Regions from separate parts of the Homo sapiens genome. Here region 2 is linked to region 1. A link is an interaction called in ENCODE POLR2A ChIA-PET data of the cell type or tissue named here. Cell type or tissue: GM12878. All regions are shown on one strand. Each heading gives the region's core, and the rest is flanking DNA. Links, peaks and the distances in the headings are about the cores only.

Region 1 (4,401 bases), core at 136-4,135:
ACCTGGCACAGAGCATTTAATAATTGCTACACATTACTATTCCAACTACTAGTATAATGATGACAATGACGATGTAGCCACAAATAAAGACAAGCTAGATCTTTAAATACTGATGTGCAATGATATCTCCAATATAGTATTGTGATAAAAGCAAGTTGCAGAAGAGTAAGTATAGTAGGATCTGATTTTTGTTAAGGGTATTATATGTTACACATACAGGAAAAGACTGGAAGGATAGACAGACTGTCAACACTGGGGAGTAGAATAGGAGAGGTAGATTTTCCCTTGAGCAATAATTAGAGTTGTTTGAAACTAGCATGTGCTACTTTTATAATAAACAAAAGATGTAAAGGGAAAAAAAAGCTCCGTTTGGAATTCCGAGGACAGTTAATCCCACCAGGCTTCACATCCCCCAGTTCTTGGCCACAGCCCAAACGTTAAGCCTCCCTGCTCGTCATCTGTCCTCTCCCATACCATCCTCATACTGCTCAGTGCTCCCATCCCTGCCACCCCGACTCATCCACCTCCCCACTACCGCCCTCTCTCACTCTTCTCAGTACCCTCTGGAAGCCCCCACCTTGCAGTAAACAATTCCCCCTACACCCTGGATAAATTTTACAGAGCACTATTGTCTACCTCCGGGCCTGGAAGTGCTGAAACCTGAGTCTCCACGGCGGATCTCACGGCTTTGCCACCAGCGCCCTCTAGTGGACACTGTCCACACTCCCACACTACAGGCACCCTAGGGCTGGGAGGTGGGGTCTGTGCTCTAGCTTCCCCTGTTTGCTTCCAGGCTGTTAGTCCTCCGTCCTCAGCCAAGAACTCCTCCTTCTCATGCCATCTGGCTACTTCTCTCCTCGTTGACGCTTCTTTATAACCATCCCCTCCTGGTCAACCCCCCCCCACCCCCACATTCAACGAAGAGTTCGACATCTGGCTCATTGTCTTCTTCTCCACCCCAAGTCCTGACATCATTCTGGGTGAGTTGGACATCCGTGATCCATGTACAGGACACACTCTCATCCTAGCCTTACCATGCTTCATCATCAGTCAGAACCCCCTACCATCTACACCTTGCTGGCTGGCCTCAACGCTCTTCTTTTTACCTCAGGAGGCTCTCCAGTTTTTTGAGCCCCCTCCATCCATTTCTTCCATCCCATCAGCCCCTTTCACCTTACTACCTTCCCTCTCCATCCTGGAACATGATGATGATGATGATAAGAATAACAACTAATATGTATGTGCCAGGCATATACTACCCATCTTATGACATCATTTCAGTAATCTCATGTTATCCTCACAATAACTTTATGAGGAAGATACTATTGTGGTTTTCCTTTTAATGAGGTGACTGAGGCTCAGAGAGGTTGAGTGACTTACCCAAAGTCCCACAGCAGAGATGAGATTTGAAGTCAGGTCTGTTTGCTTTCAGAATCTTGCGTATATCCCCAATTCCCTTGCCCTGTGTCTTTCTGCTGCATCCATGAGGCAAAATCCTAAGTCTGGATAAATTTAACTGACAGTTTCCTCCTCTGTGCTTATGCCCAGATGGAGGAACATTGCTGGAGAAAATCCCATCACTTTGTTGGTTAGTCCCACCAGAAAGTCATAGTTTCCAACCTCAGCGGGGCCCTCAACTCAGCTAAACAATCCTTCTAAGTAACTGTCCTGACAATAGCACTTGCAAACTTTCTCCACTGCCCTCTGGAGTCAGACTGTCTGGGTTAGAGTCTGCTTTGGCCACTTCCATGCTCCATACCATGCCAGCCTTTAAGAAAGGGTGAAGTGGAGGAAAAAGGATGAGGGGAAAGGGGAAGTGATATGTATCGAGTGTCTTCTAGGTACCAGCCACTGTGCCAGGTGCTTTGCATGCAGTGTTTCATTTAATCCTGCCAGCAGCCCTGCAAGGGCAATACTCTTGTTATTTTTGCTTTACAGAGGAGGAAGCTGAGGCACAGACAGGTTAAGTCACTCACTAACGTGACACAATTTGTATGTGGAGAAGCCATCTCATTCGTTTAGACCTTCCTTATCTTGATGAATTATTGTGACAAGCTGATAAATGGGTCCCCTGTTACCTATCTCATGCCCTACAATCTACCTTCCATTCTGTTGCTGGGACAATCTTTCTAAAATGCACATCTGACAGTGCTACTACTCTGCTTAAAGTCCTTCCAGAGCTTCCCCTCAGTCTTCAGAATGAAACAGAAACCTTTGATCTTAATGATTTGGCCCTGTCCTTCCTTTCTCACTGCATCCACTACCACTTGCCCATGCAGTCACACAGTACTATTTTTGGCCACCTGATGACACCTTGCTTTCTTCTGAAGAAAGAAGAAAGCATATATATATATATTCTCTGCCTCCCCATCCTCCACACCCTTTCCTGCCCACTTTAAATGCTCCTCTTCTGTGCTTTCACAGCATTCATGTTTATCCCAGTGTGTTATAATTTCCTGCTGTCTTCTCTGTTTCCCCCATTAAACTGGAAGCATCTTGAGAACTGGGATTGTGCCTTAGTCATCTCTGTACTCCCCAGGGCCGTAGCACCAGAGCCATGGTTAAATCTATGTTTGTTGAATGACTGAATTAATGAATGAATAGAGTGAATGAGAGAAGAAAAAGCTCTCACTTGGAAAGTTTAGTGACATGAGCTGTATGGTATCTGATTCTTGGCTGAAGCTGCTGCAGTTTTTCCCTATGACTACAGTGCTATAAAAATATGTCTGCACATGGATAAAGACTGGAAGAGAACTTTCCACACAAAACTAAGAGTTGTGTTAGAGTGGTGAGTGATGGATGCTTTTTTCCCCATTTTCAAAATGTTCTTTAGTGCTGCTTTTGGATTGTTTTGGCAATGTAGCAGACATTGTAGAAATGGAATTTGGGGCTCCCATGGAGGAATCGACAACCAATATGTATTGATGCCCAGTGTACTCTGCTGGGTTCTGGGTGCTGTGGGGAGATGGGTGGGTAAAGGCGACTCATTCTGACTCAGGTTTGCATGGTCAGGAATCTTGCCAATTACGTTGGATTTGCTGGAATAAAAAGATAACTTTCAAGAATTTTCCAAGCTCCTGGGTTGAGGTATTTCTTTTCTCCCAAAGCTGGGCCGCAAACAAAGATGGCTTTTGTTTGCAGTAAAATACTCATTCCTTCAATTTTGTCCTGCAAAGTGACTTCTATAGCTTTGGGAGTCAGGTTTGCTGAGTGGGGAAACTGATTGTCCATGCTTCATTGATTTAGAAATGACCAAAAATGTTTGCCTTTTCTGGCTCTTGAATAAAATGTTTAGGAATTTCATTGGCAAAATGATGAAATTGTTCCCTTTACTGCTGCAAGACTTCCAAAACTATATATCGTGGGTTAACTTAACCCAGAAGAGGCAAAAAAAAAAAAAAAATGGGAAGCAGACTCAGATGATTAACACTCTGCCTTAATTGGGTGCTTACTCACTCTGCCGTGGCAAGGCACTGTGTTCTGGACTTTGGAGATATCTCATTTAAAACTCTCAACAGCCTGTGGGTAAGGGACTGTTATTGTTCTCATGGTAGAGATGGTCAAACTGAGTTTCATAGAGGCTCAGCTCTGAAATCATGAGACCAGGATTTGAAGCCGAGTTCAGCTGGTTCCATGGGCACACACTAACCATTTGGCAACAGTGCCTCTAGACTAGTCTGGCTACAAAGGGACAGAGGTATGTATTTATTTTGATTTAACGAACCGTTGTTTAATGTTTACCATGTCCCGGGCACATGGTAACTGCTTTAAAAATGTTAGATTATTTACTTCTCATAGACAACCCTGTGAGGAGGTACTATTATTAATATCATATGACAGGTGGGAAAATGGAGGCACAGGGGTGTTGAATCACTTGCCCGGGGTCACTCAGGCTAGCATGTGACAGAGCTAGAGTTACAATCCAAGTGGCCATGTTCAGGTGTGTGGCCCATTACCTTGACTCTGTGCTGGTTAGCATGCTACCCCCTGTGCCCTGTCTGCATAGCTCTGGCTCAGAAACACTGAAGACATGGGCCTCTTTTTGTAGTTTTGTAACAGATTTGTACTTTTTAAAGTATTTTCCACCATTAAAGCCATACGCTCTGCTTCTAAGCGTCCTGTGGGGTTGGTGGGAAGGGTGAAAACATACTCCTGTCCTTCTATAGCAAGACTAGCTTAGAGGCAAGGTGGCCCAGTGGTTAGAGCATGCCCATGGTGCCAGTGAACTCAGCTTCAAATCCTGGCCTTATGATTTCAGAGCTGAACCTCTCTGAATGTCTGTATCACTATCTTTGCTAAAGGAAGAGGAAGCTTTCTCCCGATATCTTCATTTACTTCCAATTTTCGGTTTTTGGGGGAGAGCTGGGTTTCCTCCACAGCTAGGCGCTGGGTGGCGAAGGG
Region 2 (4,401 bases), core at 199-4,198, 370 kb before region 1:
TATATCCAATTCATGCAAAAGTGGGAGCAACTGAATATTTCTAAATGATATACCTGTCCTGAACACTAGCCAGTTTCCCTAATGAAATATTTCTAGTATCCATTGTTGTAACGAACAAACGATCAGAAGTACTTCAGAGCTGAGGCATGTAAGTGTGACTTTTTTCCCCATTAGAAAAAAGTTAAGGTATATTTAACATACAGTAAAATTCACCCTTCTAATGGTACAGTTCTGTGAGTTTTGACAAATGCATACAGTTCTATGAACACTCCAGTCAAGATAGAGAATATTTCCACCACCCCCAAAGATTCCGCTGTGCCTTGATTGTGGGATTTTTTAAGAGCAGCTTTACTGAGATGTAATTCATATACCATAAAATTCACCTACTTAAAGTGTGTAATTCAGTGGTTTTCATATACTACATTTAAAAAAATTAGTTAAATATATACATATAACATACAAAATTTGCCATTTTAAGCATATTTAAGTGTACACTTCGGTAGCATTAATTTCATTTGGGATGTTATGCAACCACCACTCCTATTTCTAGCACTTTTTTTTTTTTTTAAATCACACCAAACAGCAGCTCTGTACACATTAAGCAATAACTTCCAATTCTTACCTTCCCCAGGCCCTGGTAACCACTGTTCTACTTTCTGTCTCTATAAATGTGCCTATTCTAGGAACCTGTTATCGGTGGAATCATATAATATTTGTCCTTTTATGTCTGGCTTGTTTTACTTAGCAAAATGTTTTCAAGGTTGTAGCATGTATCAGAACTTTGTTCCTTTTTTAAGGGTGAGTAATATTATATTGTATGTATAGATCACATTTTATTTATCTGTCAGTGGACATTTAGGTTGTTTCTACCTTTTGGCTATTGTGAATAATGCTGCAGTGAATGTTAGCATACAAGTATTTGTTTGAGTCCTTGTTTTCAGTTCTTTTGGGTATGTATATACCTAGGAGTGGAATTGCTGGGTCATATGGTAATTCTATGTTTAGCTTTTTGAGGAACTGCCAAACTGTTTTCCACAGCAACTGGCCACTTTACATTCCCACCAGTAATGTACAAGGGTTCCAATTTCTACATATCCTCACCAGCACTTGTTATTTTCTATTTTTAAAATTATAGCCATCCTAGCAGTATGAAGTGGTATATCATTGTGGTTTTGTTTTGCATTTCCCTGATGACTAATGATGTTGAAGTTTATTTCATGTGCTTATTAGCCATTTGTATATCTTCTTTGGAGAAATGTTTGTTCAAGTTCTTTGCCCATTTTTTGAAAAAACTGGGTTTTTGTTGCTGAGTTGCAGGAATTCTTGATTGTAGGCTTTGATTAGAAATTTCAGTTGCTAACTAATATCACCCCTGGAGTTTGTATTCTCAATTAGGGGTCTTCAGATGTTAACAATGGTGTGTGGTAAATGTTTAAAGCTCTGATTTATGGCATTTGCCAATTTCCATGGTCAATTCCAAGCTACCAGTCTGACCCCTCACTAAGGTAGCAAAGGAGTTGGGAAGAGATGTACACAATCAACTCTTTCTAGCCAGTGCTATTGGGCTTCCAGCATGCAACAGAATGTTAACTCACCACCCTATGGTGTAGAATAAAACTAACACAGAGGCATATTTATCACAGTGTCTACACTGAAACTATTTAAATTAAATTAGACATAACTAAATAATTTTCAATTACAACACTTTAGCTCCTTCAATAAAAGCAAGAATAATTATTTGTTGAGCACATCATATGCTAGATGTGCTCCAAGTATTAATAGATATTATTAGTAAATAGAGGAGGAAATGTAGAATAAGTTAGTAGTAGGCTGGGACTTGAAGTCAGACTCCAAAGCCCATGTGTTTGATCTCTTTACTGCACTGTCTTCTATCCCATTAGTGGAATTTACTTACTGAATGTTGACTACTATAAACAGAGTAGACTACTTTCTTCTAACCCCAGGGATGCTTCTGTGTTACTTTGTACCCTCCAGCCTCTCTAAATCCTGTTCAAATTGGAATTGAAAACTAAAGCTGTGGTGGTACCACATATCAAAGAACTGTAAGGGGTTAAAAATATCCTTTTCCTCGTTGCAAAAAAAGCATGTGTTGTAAGAAAAATTTAAGCAAGCGAGAAATGGCAAAAATAGAAAGTGAAAGTCCCCCATAAACCCATCTGCCAGAGATAATCATTATTAACAACTAGCATTTATTCTTTCAGAGCTTTTTCTTTACACATTTTTTTTAAAATAACAATGGGATGATTCCTTATAATCTGAGTCTCTTTTCACTTGATAATATAGTTAGGCTATTTTCCATGCCAGTGTGTATAGCTCTACTTTATTCATTTTAACAGCTTTGCTTCATTCATTTTAACAGCTACATAATATCCCTTGTGTGAAGGAAATGTAAGGGATTTTGAAGGGCTATTTTGAAGAAGTGATGATAGGTGGCACATGGGACAAAAAGGTTGAAAACTACTGTTGGGTACCAACAATAGAGGCACTATACTTTCCATTTCTCCCCCCAGAGGCTACTATAACTTACCTGAAACCATAAGACGAAAATCCATGAGCACTGGGAAGAGTTACAGGAAAACTCAAACTAAGCTAGTCAGGGATAATTGAGAGATAAGACTACATATCAAATTCCTTCACATGTCTTTAGGGCTTTACAGCCCTGGTCTTTGAAACTCTATTTGGAATCTTTCTTAATCTCCAGTAGGCCCTGCTTTGAGTTTGGGAAACATTGTTTTCCAGGAAATACAACCTTTTAATTTCCCCTCATCTGTTCCTCATCTTGAGAGATGGCCACCATCATGTTTTCTTGCTGTGATAATCTGTCAGGTTTTTTTTTTGTTGTTGTTGTTGTTTGTTTTTGAGACAAGGTCTTGTTCTGTCACCCAGGCTGGAGTGCAGTGGCGTGATCATAGCTCACTGCAACCATGAACTCCTAGGCTGAAGCAATCCTCCCACCACAGCCTCCTGAGTAGCGGGGACTGCCACCATTCCTTGCTTTTTTTTTTTTTTTTTTTTTTTTTTTTTACTTTTTTTCTACAGATGGGGTCTCACTATATTGCCCAGGCTATTTTGGAACTCCTGGGCTCACATGATCGTCCTGCCTTGGCCTCCCAAAGTGCTGGACTTACAGGCATGAGCTGACATGCCTGGCCTGATATGTCAGTTTTCAGTGGTTGTCAGTGTTTCTTTGTTTTCTCCTCTGTCCTAGGCACTTGTCACTAGGAAAGTGCCTAATGACTCCATCAGGTGTGGCATTTATTATTGTTGCAACAGGGAATTGATAAGAGAAAAGAAGGCTATCTGGGGGATGAGTTAGCCAAGAAGTGGAAGAAGACAGCTGTTATTAGGTTGCTGTCAAAATAGCTTGCTTTACTCTCTGGCATGTATCACTCCAGGGAATGAAATAATCCAAGAATGATAAGCTCTCAATTGCCATCTGTTGGTTTGTGATGCTGCTTGCCTTGTTCTAGTTAACATTGAACACTGACCTCACATGGCACTTGGAGAAACTTAGAGGAGGATAAGATGATCATAGGGTGTAAAGCAAACTGACTGAACGCTTGCAGAGAGATGGGCTAAAGGCCAGTGGTATCAGTTTATCAGGATTTGTCTGCCTTACACTCTCTTATCCTTCCCTCTTTACCCCAGGGAGCTGGCAGAATGGTGTTTCCTCTGTAATATGACATATTTAGATTCTTTTACCAGTTTAAAGAAGTTAATTTAATGGGGGTAAAGGGGGCTAAGTTTTTAGGGTTGGGGTCAGGTACTATCCTTTATAAGAAAGATTATGGGTGTTTGAAGCTCATGAATGGACATGTCATTATCTTTCAAATTACATGCTAAGGATCAGGTTTGTATCGTATGTATTTTACTATGCCTTCTGGTCCATATCTCAGACAAACCACTCTGTGCCAGCTGTGCTAGGTGCCAGCAGCCATGAACTGTGCCAGAGACCCTGCCTCCCTGGCTTAGGTTGATTGGACTGAGTGGCCACCTGTCACCAAGACAGCCCATCTGTCACCTAGCAGGTAACATGGGCTTGACGAGCTGAGAGCTGGGCCTTTTGTATTCCTCTCTTAGGAAATTAGAATTGGGAAGCTGAGAGCCTAAGGCAGTTTGTAACGGAAAAGAGCCAAAAGATGATGGGGAGTGGAGCAGTCATGACAGTTCATGTCCTAGCTAGTTTTTTGAAGGGACAGAAACCATGAGCAAACAGAGGGACCTTGCAAGGGAGGAACAGAGATGCCTTGAGAGACAGAAGAGCTGTTTCCTACAGACACCATGAACCCAGAACCACTTTCCAGTTCTCCTGAGGCCCAGCTTTATCCTACCCTAGGATTCAAATGGGATACCTGTATTCTTTCCACAAACCTCCCTTTT

What was found. Peaks named below come from ENCODE experiments on the same cell type or tissue, not always from the same donor. Only the 100,000 strongest peaks of a DNase experiment are listed, where the experiment ranks them.
Region 2: POLR2A ChIA-PET joins it to region 1 with 5 read pairs; 1 of 35 experiments calls an interaction of 5 or more read pairs at or near these places.

What each region holds. Positions count from the first base shown.
Region 1 is chrX:110,412,620-110,417,020 of GRCh38, forward strand. The region is part of intron 1 of RTL9 (retrotransposon Gag like 9); the gene reads left to right. It also overlaps a transcript of AMMECR1 not described here. Among named protein-coding and RNA genes, the nearest start is that of RTL9, 56 kb to the left of the region's middle. In GM12878, for the core only: a CTCF peak has its summit at 710 (motif pointing left); a DNase peak (open chromatin) is centred at 2,282.
Region 2 is chrX:110,041,578-110,045,978 of GRCh38, forward strand. The region is part of intron 2 of TMEM164 (transmembrane protein 164); the gene reads left to right. Among named protein-coding and RNA genes, the nearest start is that of MIR652, 12 kb to the right of the region's middle. In GM12878, for the core only: no CTCF peak of the experiment used is centred there; a DNase peak (open chromatin) is centred at 2,093; H3K4me3 peaks cover 695 bases; H3K27ac peaks cover 472 bases.